Regions from separate parts of the Homo sapiens genome. Here region 2 is linked to region 1. Evidence: read pairs that join two places in POLR2A ChIA-PET (ENCODE). Cell type or tissue: PC-9. All regions are shown on one strand. Links, peaks and the distances in the headings refer to the core of each region. The heading gives the core; the rest is flanking DNA.

Evidence for each region. ChIA-PET counts read pairs that join two places held together with the same protein. Peaks named below come from ENCODE experiments on the same cell type or tissue, not always from the same donor. Only the 100,000 strongest peaks of a DNase experiment are listed, where the experiment ranks them.
Region 2: POLR2A ChIA-PET joins it to region 1 with 31 read pairs; 8 of 35 experiments call an interaction of 5 or more read pairs at or near these places.

The regions. Positions count from the first base shown.
Region 1 is chr3:51,486,080-51,496,850 of GRCh38, forward strand. It overlaps DCAF1 (DDB1 and CUL4 associated factor 1), which reads right to left. Exons shown (of 25, transcript NM_001387579.1): 2 at 10,655-10,701. Among named protein-coding and RNA genes, the nearest start is that of DCAF1, 8.6 kb to the right of the region's middle. In PC-9, for the core only: no CTCF peak of the experiment used is centred there; no DNase peak of the experiment used is centred there.
Region 2 is chr3:50,595,899-50,606,669 of GRCh38, forward strand. It overlaps HEMK1 (HemK methyltransferase 1, mitochondrial release factors N(5)-glutamine), which reads left to right. Exons shown (of 11, transcript NM_016173.5): 11 at 1-268. CISH (cytokine inducible SH2 containing protein) reads right to left here. Exons shown (of 3, transcript NM_145071.4): 3 at 10,591-10,771. Among named protein-coding and RNA genes, the nearest start is that of CISH, 10 kb to the right of the region's middle. RefSeq lists an enhancer at 3,149-6,829 and a silencer at 9,352-9,401. In PC-9, for the core only: no CTCF peak of the experiment used is centred there; DNase peaks (open chromatin) are centred at 5,323 and 7,033; H3K27ac peaks cover 349 bases.

The DNA of each region.
Region 1 (10,771 bases), core at 1,272-9,271:
CGGGCTTTCACCGTGTTAGCCAGGATGGTCTCAATCTCCTGACCTCATGATCTGCCTGCCTTGGCCTCCCAAAGTGCTGGGATTACAGCTGTGAAAACCACACCCGGCAGATTCTTTTTTTTTTTTTTTTTTTTTAAGGATCTCACTCTGCCTCCCAGGCTTGAGTGCAGTAGCGCGGTCCCAGCTCACTGCAGCCTCAACCACCTGGGCTCAAGTGATCCTCCCACCTCAGCCTCCAGAGTAGCTGAGATTACAGTATGTGTTGCCATGCCCAGCTTATTTTTATTTTTATTATTTGTTCAGGTGGGGTCTCACTGTTGCCCAGGCTGGCCTCAAACTCCTGACCTCAGGTGATCCTCCTGCCTTAGCCCCCCAAAGTGCTGAGACAACAGGTGTGAGCCACCACACCCCGCCATATTTTCAGACTTTCTAACCAAAGCCACAAAAAGGAAATGCTGTAGGTGTGACAGACTAATATGGACTTCTGACTTCAACCTGAGAAAACTCAGGTTGCATATTTTACTGCTATCTACTAACTATACATACGTTGTTATTTTTATTTTTATTTTTTTGAGATGGCATCTTGCTCTGTCACCCAGGCTGGAGTGCAGTGGCACGATCTCGGCTCACTGCGACCTCCATCTCCCAGGTTCAAGTGATTCTTCTGCCTCAGTCTCCCGAGTAGCTGGGACTACAGATACACGCCAGCATGCCCGGCTAATTTTTGTATTTTTAGTAGAGATAGAGTTTCACCATATTGGCCAGGCTGGTCTCGAACTCCTGACCTCATGATCCGCCTGCCTCGGCCTCCCAAAGTGCTGGGATTACAGGCATGAGCCACTGTGCTTGGCCTCGATAAATATATTTTTAAAACAAACTTTTTTTCTTTTCTTTTCTTTTTTTTTTTAAGACAGAGTCACACTCTGTCGCCAGGCTGGAGTGCAGTGGCACAATCTCAGCTCACTATAACCTCCACATCCCGGATTCAAGCGAGCGATTCTCCCACCTCAGACTCCCAAGTAGCTGGGATTACAGGCGCACACCACCACACCCAGCTAATTTTTGTATTTTTAGTAGAGACAGGGTTTCACCATGTTGGCCAGTCTGGTCTCGATCTCTTGACCGCGTGATCCGCCCACCTCAGCTTCCTAAAGTGCTGGGATTACAGGCGTGAGCCACTGTGCCCAGCCAAAACAAACTTTTTATGTGGAGTAATTTTAGATTTACAGAAAAGCTGCAAAGATAGTACACAGTGTTCCCACATACCTCTCACCCAGTTCAGTTTTCCCTCATGTTACCATATTATAGTGGTACACTGTCAAAATTAAGAAACCAACATTGTTACATTATTATTAACTAAACTCCAGACCTGATTCAGATTTCACCATTTTTCAAATCATGTGCTTTGTTCCATGATCTCATCTAGGATACACTGCATTCAGCTGTCATGTCTATCTACTGTCCTCTGGTCTATGATAGATAGTTTGGGGATTTGTTTTTGTTTTACATGACCTTGACAATCTTGAAGAGTACTAGCCAGGCTGGTAGAATGTGGCAACAATTTAACCAATTCTTTCTTCCTTTTTCTTCTCTCCTCTTTCTCTCTCTCTCTCCTCTTTCCTCTCCCTTTTTTTCTTTTTTAAAGACAGGGTCCCCCTCCTATGTTGCCTAGGCTGGTCGTGAACTCCTGGGCTCAAGCAATCTTCCTGCCTCAGCCTCCCAAAGTGCTAGGATTACAGGGACAAACCACCACGCCCAGCCTACCAAACTATTTATTTATTTATTTATTTATTTATTTATTTGGAGACGGAGTCTTGCTCTGTCGCCCAGACTGGAGTGCAGAGGCGTGATCTTGACTCACTGCAACCTCCACCTCCTGGGTTCAAGCGATTCTCCTGCCTCAGCTTCCCGAATAGCTGGGGCTACAGGCACGCGCCATCATGCCCGGCTAATTTTTGTACTTTTAGTAGAGACGGGGTTTCACCATGTTGGCCAGGCTGGTCTTGAACTCCTGACCTCACACAACCCGCCTGCCTCGGCATCCCAAAATGCTGGTATTACAGGCATGAACCACTGCACCAGGCCTACCAAACATTTAAAGAAGAATTAACACCAATCCTTCTCAAACTTCTCCAAAACCTGAAGAGGAAAGATACTTCCTAATTCATTCCATGAAACCATCATTACTGATACCAAAGCCAAATAAAGATATCACAAGAAAAGAAAGCTACAGCCTGATGTCCTTTATGACTGCAGACATAAAAATCCTCAACAAAATACTAGCAAACAGAATCCAACAGCATATTAAGAAAATTAAGGCCAGGCACATGGCTCACGCCTGTAATCCCAGCACTTTGGGAGGCCAAGGCGGGTGGATCATGAGGTCAGGAGTTCGAGACCAGCCTGGCCAACATGGTGAAACCCTGTCTCTACTAAAAATACAAAAATTAGGCCTGGCACGGTGGCTCACGCCAGCAGTTTGGGAGGCCAAGGCAGGCAGATCACCTGAGGTCAGGGGTTCCAGACTACCCTGGCCAACATGGCGAAACCCCGTCTCTACTAAAAACACAAAAATTAGCCGGGCATGGTGGCACGCACCTGTAATTCCAGCTACTTGGGAGGGTGAGGCAGGAGAATCGCTTGAACACAGGAGGCAGAGGTTGCAGTGAGCCAAGATCGCGCCACTGCACTCCAGCCTAGGTGACAGAGCAAAACTCCGTCTACAAAAAAAAAAAATTATCCGGGCGTGGTGGTGTGCGCCTGTAATCCCAGCTACTCAGGAGGCTGAGGTAGGAGAATTGCTTGAACCTGGGAGGCGGAGGTTGCAGTAAGCCAAGATAGCACCACTGCATTCCAGTCTGCGCGACAGGGCGAGACTCCGTCTCGGGTGGGGCAGGGGGAGTAACACTCAATAAACTAGGAACGGAAGAGACCTTCTAGAACATGATAAAGGGGATTATGAACAACACTACACTCCATGGTGAAAGACTGAAAGCTTTGCCCCAAAAATCGGAAACCAGACAACAATGTCTGCCTTTGCCATTTCTATTAAAACACTGTACTGGAGTCCTCCGCCTGGCGTGGTGGCTCACACCTGTAATCCCGGCGCTTTGGGAGGCCAAGGCAGATAGATCACTTGAGAACAGGAGTTTGAGACCAGCCTGGCCAACATGGTGAAATCTCGTCTCCAGTAAAAATAAAAAATTAGCAGGGCATGATGGGGCACACCTGTAATCCCAGGTATTCAGTAGGCTGAGGCATGAGAATTGCTTGAATCGAAGAGGCAGACGTTGCAATGAGCCACAAGATTGTGCCACTGCAGTCCAGCCTGGGCAACAGAGTGAGACTCTGTCTCAAAAAACAAAACAAAAAAACCACACTCTACTAGGGTCCTAGGCAGAGTAATTAGGCAAGAAAAAGAAATATAGGCTGGGCAAGGTGGCTCATGCCTGTAATTTCAGAACTTTGGGAGGCCAAAGCGGGTGGATCAAGAGGTCAGGAGTTCGAGATCAGCCTGGCCAACATGGTGAAACCGCATCTCTACTAAAAATACAAAATTTAGCTGGGCATGGTGGTGTACACCTGTAATCCCAGCTTCGGGGGAGGCTGAGGCAGGAGAACAGCTTGAATCCAGGAGGCAGAGGTTGCAGTGAGCCAAGATTGCACCAGTGCAATCCAGCCTGGGTGACAGGTAAGACTCTGTCTCAAAAAAAAAAAAAAAGTGTGTATGCATGTGTGTGTGTGTGTGTGTGTATATAGATAGATAGATAGATAGATAGATGGTATCCAAGTTGAAAAGGAAGAAGTAAAATTATCTTTATTCCTAGATGACATAATCCTGTATACAGAAAATCCTAAAGAATCCACATAAAAATTATTAGAATAAATGAATTCAGCAAAGTTGCAAGGTACAAGAGCAACACACAAAAATCAGTTGTACTGCTATACACTAGCCAAAAAACAATATGAAAGTAAATGAAGAGAACAATTTCATTTACAATAGCACCAAAAATAATAAAATAATTAGAAACAAATTTAATTTAAAAGGCACAAGGCCGGGAAGGGTGGCTCACACCTGTTAATCCCAGAACTTTAGGAGGCCAAGGTGGGTGGATTGCTTGAGCTCAGGAATTCAAGTCCAGCTGGGGCAACATGGCAAAACCTAGTCTTTACAAAAAAGGCAAAAAATTAGCCAGGCATGGTGTGCACCTGTACCAGGTATGCACCTGTACTCCCAGCTACTCGGTAGGCTGAGGTGGGAGAATCACCTGAGCCCAGTAAGTTGAGGCTGCAGTGAACCAAGATCGCACCACTGCACTCTAGCATTGAAGACATAGCGGGACCCTGTCTCAACAACAACAAAAAAGGCACAAACACAAGACTTGTATGCTGAAAACTACAAAACATTGCTGGAGTCAATTCATGATGACCTAAATTTTAAATAACCTAAATAAACAAAAAGACATTCTGTGTTCATGGATTAGAAGGGTTAGTATCAAGATGGTAATACATTCCAACGTGGTCTACAAATAAAATGCAATCGCTATCAAAATCCCAATGACAAACCAGGCATGGTGGCTCACGCCTGTAATCCCAGCACTTTGGGAGGCCAAGATGGGTGGATCACCTGAGTTCAAGAGTTCAACACCAGCCTGGCCAACATGGTGAAACCCCATCTCTACTAAAAATACAAAACATTAGCTGACCATGGTGGCAGACGCCTGTAATCCCGGCTATCTGGGAGAATGAGGCAAGAGAACCACTTGAACCCAAGAGGCAGAGGTTGCAGTAAGCCGAGATCGTGCCACTGCACTCCAGCCTGGGAGCAACAGAGAGAGACTCTGTCTCAAAAAACAACAACAACAAAAACAACCCAATGACATCTTTTGCAGAAATGGACATGCTGATTCTAAAATTCGTATGTAATTGCAAGGAAACCTGAATAGGCACAACAATCTTGGAAAAAAAAAAAAAAAAAACAAAGTCGGGGTCAGGCGCAGTGGCTCACACCTGTAATCCCAGCACTTTGGGAGGTCGAGGCAGGTGGATCACAAGGTCAAGAGATCGAGACCATTCTGGCCAATATGGTGAAACCCCATCCCCAGTAAAAATACAAAAATTAGCTGGGCGTGTTGGCACGCACCTGTAATCCCAGCTACTGGGACAGCTGAGGCAGGAGAACCGCTTGAACCTAGGAGACGGAGGCTGCAGTGAGCCAAGATTGCGCCACTGCACTCCAGCAAGGCAACAGAGCGAGACTATGTCTCCAAAAAAAAAAAAAAAAGTTGGAAAAATCACACTTCTGATTTCAAAACTTGCTACAAAACTATAGTAAATGGAACAGCATGGCACTGACATAAGGATCAACACAGAGACAAATACAATAGAATTGATAATCCAGCAATAAGCACTCACATCTATGATCAATTTTCAACAAGGGTACCAAGACCATTCAATAGGAAAAAAGTAATTTCAATAAGTAGTGCTGCCCAGGTGCAGTGGCTCATGCCTGTAATCCCTGCACTTTGGGAGGCCAAGACAGGCAGATAACTTGAGCAGGAGTTCGAGACCAGACTGGCCAACATTGTGAAACCCCATCTCTACTAAAATACAAAAATTAGCCAGGCATGGTGGCGCGCCTGTAACCCCAGCTACTCAGGGGGGCTGAGGCAGGAGAACTGCTTGAATCCAGGAGGCGGAGGTTGCAGTGAGCTGAGACAGCGCCACTGCCCTCCAGCCTGGGCGACAGAGCAAGACTCCATCTCAAAAAACAAACAAACAAAAAAGTACTGATGAGACTTGGCACAGTGGCTCACGCCTGTTATCCCAGCACTGTGGGAGGCCGAGGTGGGCAGATCACGAGGTCAGGAGATCAAGACCATCCTAGCCAACATGGTGAAACCCCATCTCTACTAAAATACAAGAAATTGGCCAGGTGTGGTGGCACACACTGGTAGTCCCAGCTACTCGGGGGGGCTGAGGGAGGGGAATCGCTTGAACCTGCGGGAGGCGGAAGTTGCAGTGAGCCGAGACTGCACCACTGCACTCTAGCCTGGTGACAGAGCAAGACCCGTCTCAAAAAAAAAAAAAAAGTAGTGAGACAATTGGATATTATCCCACAAAACAGCGAAGTTGGATCTTTGCCTCACAGTATATGCGAAAATGGGCCGAGTGCTGTGGCTCATGCCTATAATCCCAATACTTTAGGCAGATCATCTGAGGTCAGGAGTTTGAGACGAGTATGGCCAACAAGTTGAAACCCCATCTCTACTAAAAATACAAAAAAGAGCTGGGCATGGTGGCAGGTACCTGTAATCCCAGCTACTCGGGAGGTTGAGGCAGGAGAATCACTTGAACTCGGAGGGGACGGAGGTTGCAGTCAGCCGAGATTACCCCAATGCACACCGGCCTGGGCAAAAGGAGTGAGACTTTGTCTTAAAAACAAAAAAAAGGCCAAGAAACGCATGAAAGATACTCAACATCAGTCACTAGGAACTGCAAATCAAAACCATAATGAGATATCATTTCTCACCTACTAACATGACTGTAGTTTAAGAAATGAGAAAATATAAGCATTAGCAAGCATGTGAAGAAACTGGAACACATATTGCTTGTAGAAATGTAAAAGGGTGGCCCCGGGCGCGGTGGCTCATGCTTGCAATCTCAGCACTTTGGGAGGCCGAGGCAGGCGGATCGCGAGGTCAGGAGACAGAGACCATCCTGGCTAACATGGTGAAACCCCATCTCTACTAAAAATACAAAAAATTAGCTGGGCGTGGTGGCAGGCACCAGTAGTCCCACCTACTCGGGAGACTGAGGCAGGAGAATGGCGTGAACCCGGGAGGTGGAGCTTGCAGTGAGCCGAGATCGCGCCACTGCACTCCATCCTGGGTGACAGAGCAAGACTCCCTCTCAAAAAAATAAATAAATAAATAAAAGAAATGTAAAAGGGTATAGTAGTTATAAAAAACAGTTTGGGACTCTCTCAAAAAGTTGCAGGTTTTTTTTTTTAAGTCACATGTAGAATTACTATACGACCCAGCAATTTCACTACTAGATATATACCCAAAAGAACTGAAAACAAGGCTGGGTGTGGTGGCTCACACCTCTAATCCCAGCACTTTGGGAGGCCAAGGCGGGCAGATCTCCTGAGGTCGGGAGTTTAAGACCAGCCTGACCAACATGGAGAAACCCCATCTCTACTAAAAATACAAAATTAACCAGGCATGGTGGCACATGCCTGTAATCCTAGCTACTGGGGAGGCTGAGGCAGGAGAACCGCTTGAACTCAGAAGGCAGAGGTTGAAGTGAGCCAAGATTACGCCATTGCACTCCAGCCTGGGCAATGAGCGCAAAACTCCATCTCAGGGGAAAAAAAAAAGGAATTCAAACAAAGACTTATACACAAATGTTCTTGGTAGCATTATTCACAATAGCCAAAAAGTAGAAACAACCCAAAAGTCCATCATCAGATGAAGAGATAAACAAAATGTGGTATATGCATACAATGGAATATTCAGTCATAGAAATGAATGAAGTAGTAACATGCTACAGATGTGGAAAAACCTTGAAAACAATAAGAAAGCAGACACAAAAGGGCACATATTGTATGATTCTATTTATATAAAACATTGAAGGCTGGGCATGGTGGCTCACACCTGTAACCCCAGCACTTTGGGAGGCCAAGGCGGGTGGATCATGAGGTCAACAGTTCGAGACCAGCCTGGCCAACATGGTGAAACCCCCGTCTCTACTGAAAGTACAAAAATTAGCCGGGCGTGGTGGCATGCGCCTGTAGTCCTAGCTACTCAGGAGGCTGAGGCAGAAGCATCGCTTGAACCTGGGAGGCGGAGGTTGCAGTGAGCCAAGATTGCGCCACTGCACTCCAGCCTGGGCGACAGAGCGAGATTCCGTCTCAAAAAAAAAAAAAAAGTTGAAATAGGTAAATCAATATACAGAAAGCTAACTAGTAGTTGCCAAGGACTTGAGGAAAGGGGAAAATGGGCAGTGACTGCTAAATGGGTATGAGGTTTCCTTTTTTTTTTTTTTTTGAGATGGAGTCTCACTCTGTCGCCCAGAGACTGGAGTGCAGTGGCAGGATCTCGGCTCACTGCAAGCTCCGCCTCCCGGGTTCATGCCATTCTCCTGCTTCAGCCTCCCGAGTAGCTGGGACTACAGGCACCGGCCACCACACCCGGCTACTTTTTTGTATTTGTAGTACAGACGGGGTTTCACCGTGTTACCCAGGATGGTCTCAATCTCCTGACCTCGTGATCCACCCGCCTCAGCCTCCCAAAGTGCTGGGATTACAGGTGTGAGCCACCGCGCCCGGCCGAGGTTTCCTTTTAAGGTGATAAAAATATTCTAGAACTAGAAAGAGATAATGGTTGCACAACACTGTGAATCTACAAACGCCACTGATTTGTACACTTCAAAATGGGTAGTCGTTAATTTTATGCTACGTAAATTTACCACAATTTTTTAATGAGAAAAGAAATGATCCAGAAGAGACTGCTTCTTAGATAACTTAAGCAGTTAGCCTACTAGAGCACATAAAGACATGATTTTTTAAAAAACACTACCTCTAATAAAGATTAATTCAAGGGCATTAAAACACTAAAATTTTATATTTTTAAAATTTTTTAATTTTTATTATTTTGTAGAGACAGGGTCTCACTATGTTACCCAGGCTGGTCTCAAATTGCTGGGCTCAAGCAATCCTCTCCACTTGGCCTTCCAAAGTGCTAGGATTGTAGACATGAGCCACCATGCCTGGCCTAAAACACTAAAATTTTAGAGTTCAACTTAGAAACATATACATATATACTTCTGGTATCATTTTCAGAACTTCCAACTAATCTATGCCTGAAGATAATTATAACTTTGGGAATAACCATTTGCCCAAGGAAAATATAAACCTTAGTGAGACCTTGTCTCTATTATTTAAAAAAATAAAAAATAGGCCAGGCGTGGTGGCTCACGCCTGTAATCCCTGCACTTTGGGAGGCCAATGCGGGTGTATCATCTGAGGTCAGGAGCTCGAGACCAGCCTGGCCAACATGATGAAACCCTGTCTCTACTAAAAATACAAAAAATTAGCCGGACGTGGCAGCAGGCGCCTGCAATCCCAGCCACTCGGGAGGCTGAGGCAGGAGAATCGCTTGAACCCGGGAGGCAGAAGTTGCAGTGAGCCGAGATTGCACCACTGCACTCCAGCCTGGGCGACAAGAGCAAAACTCCATCTCAAAAAAAATATTAAGAATAATAAAGAATAAAAAAATATAAAGGCAAGGCGTGGTGGCTCACACTTGTAATCCCAGCACTTTGGAAGGCTGAGGTAGGAGGATCACTTGAGCCCAGGGGTTTGAGACCAGCCTGGGTAACAGTAAGACCTTGTCTTTATTATTTAAATACATAAATAAAGGAAAATATAAACTTGTAACAGACTAAATAAAGGAAAATATAAACTTGTAACAGACTTAACTAATAATAGCAATGTGAATTAACATAGTATCAATGAAAGCAGTCAGCAACTGAGTGTGGTGGCTCACACCTGTAATCCCAGCACTTTGGAAAACCTAGGTGGGCAGATCGCTTGAGCCCAGGAGTTTGAGACCAGCCTGGACAACATGGTGAAATCCTGCCTCTATGAAAAAAATTTAAAAATCAGTAGTAGTAGTACTTACTTCAATGTTCGTTTTTTTGTGTTTGTTTTTTGTTTTGTGAGACGGAATCTCGCTCTGCTGCCCAGGCGGGAGTGCAGGGACACAATCTTGGCTCACTGCAACCTGTAGTCCCAGCTACCTGGGGAGGCTGAAGCAAGAGAACTGCTTGAGCCTAGGAGGTGGAGGCTGCAGTGAGCCATAACTGCACCACTGTACTCCAGCCAGAGCAAAAGTGCGAGACCTTGTCTCAAGGAAAAAAAAAAAAGGCCGGGCACAGTGGCTCACACCTGTAATCTCAGCACTTTAGGAGGCCAAGGCAGGCAGATCACCTGAGGTTGGGAGTTCGAGACCAGCCTGACTAATATGGAGAAACCCTGTCTCTACTAAAAATACAAAATTAGGCCGGGCGCAGTGGCTCACGCCTGTAATCCCAGCACCTTGGGAGGCCGAGGCCGGCAGATCACAAGGTCAGGAGTTCGAGACCACCTGGCCAACATGGTGAAACCGCATCTCTACTAAAAATACCAACAAAATTAGCCAGGCATGGTGGCACACGCCTGTAATCCCAGCTGCTCCGGAGGCTGAGGCAGCAGAATCGCTTGAACCCAGGAGACAGAGGTTGCAGTGAGCCGAGATCGCGCCACTGCACTCCAGCTTGCACAACAAGAGCAAAGAAAACAGTCATCTTCACCTTGTTATGCCCAAGACAATAAGGGTGCATTACTCAAGTTCTTAAGTGAGTTCCTTTAAGTGCTATGAAGAAATGATGGTCTGTCCAATGGTGACACGGTAGTTACCAATTAGTGAATATCTAGTATGGGACAGACATTGAGCTAAGTAATTTACCATACTTACATTATTCTGAATTTTCACAACCATCCTACCCTTTTTCACACATGAGGAAACTAGCTCAGAGAGGTCCCCAAGACCAGCTAGTACTAGGTAGAAAAAAGGTTTCAAGGATTCAAATCCCAACTCTGCTGACATACCTGTGAAGTCTTGGTTATTTAACTTCTCCAAATCTCAATTTCCTTATCTGCAAGATGGAAACAGTTGTTGTGCGGGGTTAAATGACAATATTGTCCCCATGATGGGATAATATAAAG
Region 2 (10,771 bases), core at 1,177-9,176, 890 kb before region 1:
GGATTGATACTGCTGGGACTCCAGGGCAGGTGCTCTAAAGGACTCTTAGAATTTCATTTTTAATGTTTAATATTTGGTCCATCTAGAATTTATGGTGGAAGGTGTGAGGTAGACGTTGCACTTTTTTTTCCTTCCAAATTGCTCCAATATCACTTACTGGAAATTGTGCTTTGTCTGTTACCACTCTCTTCTAATCTGCCTGTGGCCTGTTCCTTAGAGTGTATCACAAACATACAAGTGATCAATTTCCAATAAATTGATTAAAGAATTCATGTGCATTCCCATTTTGTCAAACCACTGATTTGACACTCAGTGCTGATGCAGTGTGAGACAAACCCAAACACCCACTGTCATGATAGCACCGTTCAGGTTCTAGGGCAATGCATGGAGGTTGTGCTTTTGCTAACTGCAGAGCAAACACTACTTCAGCCTTCACAGAGAATTTAACTGTGAATAGTGAAGATTTCTTTTCTTCTCTCTGTTTCTTTTTGAGAAGAGTTTTGCTCTGTCACCCAGGCTGGAGTGTAGTGGCACAATCATGGCTCACTGCAGCCTCGAAATCCTGGGCTTAAGTGATCCTTTGGCCTCAGCCTCCCAAGTAGCTGAACTACAGACATGCACTGCCATGTGTGGCTAATTTTTAAAATATTTTTTGTAGAGAAAGGGTCTCACTATGTTGCCCAGATTGGTCTCAAACTCATGGACTCAAGCGATCCTCCCACTTTGGCCTCCCAAAGTGCTGGGATTACAAGTGTGAGCCACCACACTCTGCTAAGATTTCTTTTCATAAAAACATTTAGCAATATTTAATAACAATTTCAAAAAGTTAAGTAAAATTTTAGTTTTAAATCTTAATTTAAATTTTAATACAAGTATAACTTATAGTTTGTTTTGCCTCAATTTTACTAAGTGATTTTGATTATTTTAAAAATAACTTTTTAGGCTGGGTGTGGTGGCTAACGCCTGTAATCTCAGCACTTTGGGAGGCTGAAATGGGTGGATCGCTTGAGCTCAGGAGTTCAAGACCAGCCTGAGCAATGTGGTGAAACCCTATCTCTATAAAAAATACAAAAATTAGCCAGGTGTGCTGGTGGGTGCCTGTCGTCCCAGCTACTTGGGGAGGCCGAGGTGGGAGGATCCCTTGAGCCCAGGAGTTTGAGGTGTCACTGAGCTATGATCACACCACTGCGCTCTAGCCTGGGTGACACAGCAAGACCCCCCCGCCAAAAAAAATAATTAAAATTAAGGCCAGGCACAGTGGCTTACATCTGAAGTCCCAGCGCATTGAGAAGCTGAGGCAGGAGAATCCCTTGAGCCCAGGAGTTTGAGAGTAGCCTGGGAAACATGGCAAAACTCCATCTGTACAAAAAATACAAAAAAATTAGTGGAGTGTGGTGGCACACATCTGTAGTACCAGCTACTTGGGAGGCTAAGGTGGGAGGATCACTTAAGCCCAGGAGGTCAAGGCTACAGAGAGCCAAGATTACACCACTGCACTTCAGCCTGGGCAAAAGAGTGAGACCCTGTCTCAAAAAATAATAATAATAATTAAATTAATTTTAAAATAACAATAACTTTTTGGACTATATCATCTTTTGAAATTTTGACATATCTCATTTAATTTAACATATTTTTGTGTTCTTTGAATGTAATATTTTATTTCATTATTTAATTAATTAATTTATTTTTTTGAGATGGAGTTTCACTCTTGTCACCCAGGCTGGAGTGCAATGGTGTGGATCTCGGCTCACTGCAACCTCTGCCTCCTGGGTTCAAGAAATTCTCCTGCCTCAGCCTCCCAAGTAGCTGGGATTACAGGTGTGTGCCACCATGCCTGGCTAATTTTTGTATTTTTAGTAGAGATGAGGTTTCACCATGTTGGCCAGGCTGGTCTTGAACTCCTGACCTCAGGTGATCCACCTGCCTTGGCCTCCCAAAGTGCTGGGATTACAGGTGTGAGCCACCACACCTGGCCAATATTTTATTTTAGTCTTTTTAAAAATTATTATTTTTTTTATAGACAGGGTCTTGCTCTGTTGCCCAGTCTGGAGTACAGTAGTATAGTCATAGCTTACTGTAAACTTGAACTCCTGCCTCAAGCAATCCTGTCACTTTGGTTTCTCAAAGCTCTGGGATTACATGTGTGAGCCACCATGCCCAGCCTTATTTTAATCTTTTTAATCATTACTATGAAAAGAACAGTAATAGTGTAGAAGTCTTGACTGTAACAACATAATCAATCATTTTACTAGACTAAAGACGAGGAGAATCAATGTTACAGAATAAATACAGAATATCTTAGGCATCAGGCAAGTCTTCATTCTCTCACTTAAACCTCAGGTCACTGAACACCTGGACATGAGTGATAATTACTAAGTTTCATCATTTTGGATATCTGCTGACTTTCAGATATATAAAAACTGTAGATTTACAGATGTTTTTACTCCTATGAAAGCTTATTTGTTCAGTAGGAGGATAGAACACATTTCATTAGCAGCTTGATTTATGGTTGTTTAATATTTAGATTCTGGTATGTGAGCCTCCACTTGTCCTTTTGCCTGGAGCACTGCAAACATCAAGGCCTATGCTCCAGTGTGCCCACAGGTACTTCTTGCTGCAATAGAGACCAGAGAAAGAGCTCTTCTGGGGCTCATGTCTCCATGGGCTCATGGTGAAGTGGGAGCTGGAGGGGTGAGTTGGGATCCAGGGGAAGACTCCGAGGAGAAACAAAAATCACCAAGTCTACACATTTCCTCCTTACAACGATTCCATAAGGCAAGTGATAACATTGTCCCCAAAGTAGAGGTGGAGGCCCGGTGCAGTGGCTCACGCCTGTAATCCCAGTGCTTTGGGAGGCCGAGGGAGGAGAATTGCTTGAGCCCAGGAGTTCAGACCAGCCTGGGCAACATGGTGAAACTAGATCTGTACAAAAAATTAGTGGGGTGTGGTGGCACACACCTGTAGTCTCAGCTACTTGGGAGACTGAGGTGGGAGGATCGCTTGAGCTCAGGAGGTAGAGGCTGCAGTGAGCCGAGATTGTGCCACTGGACTCCAGCCTGGGCAACAGGGTGAGACCCTGTCTCAAAACCAAACCAAACCAAACACCAAAAACAGAGTGGGAAACTGAGGCTCAGAGTGGGTTCATGACTTGCTCAAGTCACGATGCAGGATACCTAGCTCTAGAACCACCTGCAGCAGGGCACCGGTGTCCCCTGCAAACCCATAGCTCTTTTCACTCAGGTCACGTGGGTCCCAGGTCAACTTCATCCACAGCAGGTTCTTTCCAGCCACAGCCAGCCTGACCTGGGTGCAGGCATCAAGGCCTCTAAGTGACAGAGAATGCAGCACTCCCACCCACTGCCAGCTGCCCCAGGTAGCTTCTGAGAACTGGCCACTGCAGAGTACAAGCACAGCAATGACCTGTGTCCTTGGGCTGCCCCACTGCCCTCCTACAGGGGAGGGAGGACCTCTCTGCCATAGCCCCACCTCACAGCTGCCACCCACCCACTGGGTCCTAGCCCTTCTTAACGCCAGCATTGTCCCCATCTTCTCTGTGACATTGGGGTGGATGGGTAGCACGCTTGGCGCTGTGCTCAGTGAGGGCCAAGGAGTGACCTGAGGGTGGGAGGAGAGAGGCAAGTTCTTGCCGACACCCCGTCCAGCCTTGGCCAGGGGAGGTTCTCCATTCTGAAGGTAAAGGGGTCATGAGTGGTTAAAAGGTTGTCCTAGTGCCTCCCAGCTATGTGACCCTGACCTGCTCACTCAGCACCCTCAGCCATACTTCCAGGCCCCTGCTCTAACAATGCTGCTCCTGGGATCCTGTGATGGGAACACTCATGGCCATTCCCTTGAAATGTGGCCAGACTTCAACCCAGTCCCAGACAGTTGTCAGTGCCCACTCACTGCAGCCTCTCCTCTGCATTCTCCAGGCTATTTTCCAAAAGGCCAGATGCATGTCCTGGGTGGCTTGATGCTGAAGCTGGGGCCTGGGCCCCCTGCTGTGGGACAGGGAAGTGTGGGTGAGACAAGGCTGTCCTGAAGGAGTGACTAGAGCCAGAGGCTGCCCACCAGCAAAGGGGGCTCAGTGAGCAGGGCCTGGCACTGCTGACCCCACCTTGTTTTCCCTCCTACTCTCCCTTGGTGCTTCACACCCCCGGCTGCTCACTGGCCTAGGCAGGACACTCCTGTCTAACCTCCTGCTTTCACTGTGGACCCACACCCACACGCTGCCTCCATAGGTACACATGCCCTTTTTTTCTCTACTAACACCTGTTTCTCGTCGTCCACTCTGCCAGGCTGGACACCGGGCACTTCAGAGGTCATGCCAGATCCAGCACCGGGATGGAGGAGTCTAAGGAGGCACCTGCAGTCAGGGAGGGCTTCCTGGAGGCAGAGACCGAAGCTAAGGGCTCAGTACCCTCTCCCCCCACTTACCCCAGGTCACTGGCTGTCCTCTGAGCCTCACTCCCTGGAAGGGCCAGCAGGTTCCAGGAAGTGTCCCCTCGCCCTGCAGTGCTGGTTCCAAGAACTGCAGCTCTTGGCAGCATTTGCTTAGGATCCTTTCCTAGAACTTGAGACCTGCTCTGCCCAGACTGCTGGGGTCTCAGAGGGCAGCCAGTGGGGGTAGTGGGGGAAGGGGGTGCACTGGGAGGTGCCTCTGCAGGTAGAACATTCCATGGACCAAACATTGGGAGGTGGGCCTAGGCTGTCAGCCGGGAGTGGTTGGCCACACTAGGGTGGTCAACACCTCCAACAGGAGGTCGGTGAAATGCAGGTGCTTTGACTGCAGTCAACCATGGGGTGCGGGCCCATGAGTTCTCCCTGCACAAGAAGGAGGCTCATTCCCTTGGTCCAGAACTTCCACCAGCTTGCCACATGCCACCCTCCACCCCCCGACTCTACTCCCCCCACTAGCCTGGCACCAGGGTCCCATCCCATAGAGAATCAGCACAGGCCTTACCCTCAGAATAGGCCCTCATCAGATAACCTCCAGAGGACAGGCCAGGGTGCAGGACAGGCAGGTTCTGAGCAGGGAAGGGGGATGGGATCGTCTTGGGGCCCTTGGAAGGCCATGACACTTGTGTTATTAATCCTGTTATAATTTTACCTTTCCTGGTTAGAACTGAATAAATTACCCCACCTCACACCCCCCAGCAAAGTTGGGTCGGGTGAATGAGGGACAGGCCCTGGTAAGTGGTCAAGGACAGGGCCCTACTTCCCTCAAGGTCACCAGGCCTCCCCCTGGGGCGTGTCCTCCACCCGCCACTTCTGAGCTGGCACCAGGCCTGCCCAGCCGCCTGGGACCTGCCAGATCACGTTGAGCAACCAGTTCCTGAGAAGCGTTGAAGGCAGTGTGGTTTAAAATTAACTCCCCCGCTCCCCCTCCCGCCTGCGGCCTCCTCTGAGTTCTTGGAAGCGGCGCTCTGCTCTTCCTGGGAAGAGGCCTCCAGCCCCAGCTGCTGCAATTCTGGCGAAAACACCTCACCCAGGCTGGGGGTGGGGGGTGCCCACGCCAGGCCTTCTCTGCCCTACACAAGGCCCAGGGATCCTCTGGAAGCTAGCACCCACCCTAGTTACTCACTGAGACCCAGAAGAGAAAGGGGGTGATTGTCAAGGTGCTGGGAGGAGGTGCTCCTGCCCCCAAAGCCCACAGCTCCCAACCAGGCACCTCTGGGTAGGAGAGAAAGTGAATTGATCCCACAACAGCAAACCCAGGACCCTGGCCTACTTTGAGCCATATATGTCCTGGCGAGATGCAGCAACTTCCTAGGGCCACCCAGCTTTGCCTGCCCTTATAAGCTCAGCTTGCCCACTAGGTGCCAGGCTGATGGTGCTGATCTGGCAAGGATGCCCGGGAGCACGCCCCCGCAGGCATGCACACACCTGGGTTAACAGTGATCTCTGCCAGGATCTCTCCTTTTCTCTCACCCACACCCCTCAAACTGCCCTTGGAACACCTCTCCTCCTGGTTAAGCCTCATTTTCTCATGTCTCGTGGGCTCCGTGTCCCTGGGGCTTTGGGGGAAATGTTTCCTGAGAACCTACTCTCCCAGCAGCTCCTCCTCCCACAGCCATCCACTGGAAGGAGCTGAGAAAAACAAAGGAATGTTGGCCAAGTGGAAAGGTCAGCACAAGCATGCGTGCGCGCGTGCGCGCGCACACACACACACACACACACACACACACACACACACACACACACACACACACACACACAAGTGATGTCACTGATGTGGGGCTGGTGGGGGTGGGAGCAGTGAAGTGCTTCCTGGGAGGAGGCTGAGGGCTGAGAGGCACTTTGAAGAACAGAGCTTTGGCCCAGTCTGGACTATGAGTGCAATCCCCACCTCTGGTGGAGGAGCCCAGCTCTGGTGACAGGAAGGGCCCCATCTGGCTCATGGGTGCTGGGTGTGGGGAGAGTCCCTGGAGCAGGACTCTGCCTGAGGAGCATTTGCTGGATACCACCCTCCCCACCAGGCATGTCATCAGGGCATCATCGGTGCCAGCGCAAGCATCTCACTAGTAGGGTCTGTGTGGGTGAGACAGTCCTGGAGGGCTGCCTGGAGGAGTCATGGCAATCCTAGGTTCCCATAGCCCTCAGAGGCCCTGCCTGTTTTAATGAGGCCCGGGCCATGGAAGCAACTCTCTTTCCACTGAGCAGGAAGCTTTGACCACATCAGAAAAGCTCCCCTTCCCTGGGCCTGCTGTGTCTCCTCCTGCTCAGAGATGAGCATCGGTTTCCATTCACTCCCCATTCCCCAGCATCCAGGCCCAGCCACTCTCCAACCACTCTGAGGTCTGCATTCTGACCAAAATCAAACCTCCAGGGACCTCCTCTAGCTTGAGTCTCAGACGTGGGAACTCCAGCCTGCTGCCCCAGAGTGACTCTTGGAGTGACCCCTTGGGTGGTCCACGGGAGCCAGGGAGGGATAGGGAGGACACATCCACCATGAGAGGCTGTTGAATTTCCGGCAAAGCTCAAGTCTACTTTATCTTAAAACTGGTCTAGCAGGTTGGTGTCAAAGGCTGCCCAGGCTTGCACAGGGCCTACTTCTCCTGGAGGAAGAGGGCCTTTATGAGAGCTGGAGAAGTCTGGGATGTCCTATGCACAGACCCTGAGTCTTCCTGCCTTCGTAGTCAGGCCTCTAGGCCTTTAGGCCCCCGGCCCCTCGCCTTCCACTTCACTGTGGGCAACCGTGCAGGACGGGAGGGTCCCCATCTGAGAGTGAGGTGGGCCTAGTCATGGACCCCAGCCCCACTCAGCTGTGTGTCCAGCCTTGGCCAGGAGAGATTTGCTCAGTCAGTAGATTAAAAGTCCAGCCTAGGTGCAGGGACCTAGTGAGATGTACACACTGGCACCAATGATACCCCAGTGGTATGTCTGGAAGGGGGGTGGTATCCAGCAAACACTCCTTGGGGGCAACAAGAAATACCTAGATGGCTTAGCAGCATTTCTGTCCGAAGGTTGTTCCAGAGGGAGGCTTGTGAATCCAGGGAGGGACGCCACACAGGATCAATCTCCAAACCCATTTCCCACCTGGAGGCAGAATCCTCTAGGGCCCAGCCCCCAGACCCCCTCCTCCAGAAAGCCCTCCTGAATCTCCCCATCCTCCTGCATGCCTTCTGAACCTGTGGGTGCCTAGGCTTTAGCAAGCCAGACCCTTGGAGGCAGAATAGAGCAGTGGTTATTCCAAACAATGTCTGGAATCAGGATGTGAACTCTGGCTCTGCCTCTCACCACCCCTCTCTGAGGCCTTCCCTCTTCAGCTGTAGATGAGGACAACCTCTGCTAGTGGGGTAGGAACCCAACCCAGAGTCACAGAGTTGCTGCCCTCACCTCTTTCTGCCCCCGCTCCCACACTCTACCCTCCAGATCCTTCTTTCTGGCCTCTTGCCTCCAGGCCCTCATGAGTACAGATACCTCCCTTAGAAATGAGGGTCAGATCACAGCACTCCCCTGCTAGGCTCTGAAGAGGTGCTTTGCCATCCTCAAATAAAATCCACCTGCTTCCTTTGCCCTTCCCACCCCTCCTGGGCAGCCATTCTGGGCTCTAGGTCTCTGCCTCAGGGCCACTGCACTTGTAGTTCCTTTCACCTGGGACATCCCTTCTGCAAGTTGTCTGCATGGCCAGCTCCTGCTCATTGCCTGGGTCTCCAGGCTCAGTGCCACCCAAAGCTGCAGAGCTATCCCCAACGCCCTCCCAGCTGCAGGGTGTCCCCATTCCCAAAGTTACTCTTCCCACCCCCACTGCTTTTCTTTCTTTACACTCTCAAAGCTTGTCCTATGCACCCATTTGTTCACTAGTTCACTCTCTGTCTCTCCCGCTAGCCCACGAGCCCAATGAGTATGGGGACCGTGTCTGTCTTGTTCCCTGCTGTCTCCAGGACCTAGATGGAGTCTGGCCCAGTTGGTGCCTTTGGAGCACATGTGCTGGTGGAGGACTTAATGATAAAGTGTGACCTTCGTTACTGTTTGTATGTTGTGCAGGGTCCTTGCACCCACCAGAAGGCTCATCCCTTTGTTCCTGGCTAGTGTCAACATGTGTGCCCCTTTTACTAGGCCAGGACCACACAGTGGTGATCACGTTGGCCAGAGGATCTTCAGCATCTGTTAGGCTGAGTCTCTGATTGGGGTCTGGGCAGGCATCATTCACTGCCCTGGCAGGGAAACAAGAAAAGAAGATGGAACCTGGAACCTGTTGGGGGTCAGAAGTAGCTGGCAGCCCCTCCCCAGACAGGAGCCGGGCCCTGGCTTGAGCTGAGGCCAGGGTGAAGAGAACAGGACCTTGGTGGCCAGGCCAGTGGCCAAGAGCTCTCAGCAGGCAGGGATACCAGGAGATAGAAAACAGCATCCAAGAGCAACTTGCCTGGAAGCCACCATCCCTGTCCTCCCCATCTCATGTAGTAATCCGGGGGACAAAAGGTCAGTCAGGACCCCCCAGGGTTAGCTCTGCCCTGAGCCCCACTTGTTGAGTGGCCGTGGTCAGCCCCTTCCCTGCTCTGAGCCTCGGTTTCCTCATCTGTGTAGCGTGGGTAATATTTGGACTTCACTCCCAAAGTTGTGGTGAGTGCTACATGAGGTGCAAGCCCTCGCCCCATGCCCAGCACCTGGCAGGCACCTTGAGACATTTCTCTCTGTGTACAAAGCAGTTTTCTGTGCTTCCTCTAGCCACAGCAGCTTTCTGTCCAGGCTGCAGCACCAGGTGAGGAACAGCTTGACACTGGCCCCTCTGTATCCACTACCCATCCGCTAGGTGACTCAAATCTAGGGGTGAAGCAGACAGAGGGGTTACCTCAGGCATTCTGGAAGCAATGAAGCAGCTGAAATTCAGACTGAAGGAATGAGGAACTGTAAATACCCCTGGCTGGGTCATGGTGACCTGGAGGAAGCGTGCCATCTGGCCCTACAGACAGCCAAGCGCTCAGGCCGCCGCCAGTAACAGGGAAGGCACGTGGCTGGCCACCTGGGTCTGGGCACCACATCCAGGAAAGACAGCCCTCCCTCCATCACCCACCTCTTGCTCACTCTCACCTAACGTCAGACCTATTCTTTGCCATGACTGCCTCCATGTCCCCAGGGTCCTGTGTGAACTCCATGGTTCTTGCTGTCTATCCTCGTCCTTACCCCTCCCTGTAATCAGCCTGTCACTCCTCACCCCTCCTTGCTCTCAACCTGCCAACAAGTGTCTCTTCTACTCTAAGACTTCTAATTGCTTGAGGGCTAAGACAACAGGAAGGTTAGGATTGTTTCCAGAATAAAGGTTAGAAAGCTTTAGAGAAGCTTTCCTGTGGGGCCCTCAAGCAAAGGTGCGGAAAACTTCGGGACACAGGAAGATCTCAACAGATAGTGTTCCAAAGTCAGACTGTCCGGTAATGGAGGGTGTTTTCATTGAAATTGCTCTTCCACACACTTTTGGTGTGCTGAACCCTGAGAGAGAAGAAAGGATCCCCCAATCCCAACCAGTCTGGACTAGAACCCGGACACCTCCGCCCCAGGTCAGACTCTGCCAGCTCACTGGCCCCTACCCCGATTCAATTGCCCTGCCCCACTGCACAGAGCAAGCCCTCTTCAGTTCTGTGTGTCAGGAACACGTGCCTCCCAGTCATGCCTTGGTGCCTTTGCACTCACTGTACCTTCTTCCTGGGAGAACCAGCCCTGACTTCTCTGACTACTAGTTTCCTCATCTCAAGACACTGACCCCAGGAGTAGTCCACAGCTCTCTCTCCCTGGGTATTCTCCACTTGCGATTTGGAGTTGGCATTTCTTGTTTACACATCTCTCAGGGCTGATGCACCTCTGCCACCCTCCCCCGAGCCCTCGCCTGGCAGTGGCCAGGGCAGTCACCCTGCAGGCAGTCTAACTGGCCTTTGTCTCCTAGCTCCCATTTCCCAAGGGGACCCAGGGGAGATGAGAGGAGAGGCTGCTCCCTGTCTCCTCCACTCCTTAATGAGTCCCCAGCAGGGACTGCTCAGCCACATAGAATTTCTGGGCCTCTCCGCTAGCCCAAATATCAAATGGGGGCTAATGATAACAAGATCAAAGGGGACACACTGTGTACACAACTGAAAATCGGCCCCATTGAGGGCTCTGTACATGAAAGGTATCATTTTATTATAGAGGTAATAAAATAAAGAGGTAATAAAGGTATAATGTCATTACAGAAAAATCAGTGGAAGAGAAAAGACCACCAAACTGTTCTTTGCTATAATTATTATTTCATGAAGTCTTATCAGACGTGTATTTCTCTCCTCTCATGTGCAGGCACCTTCCT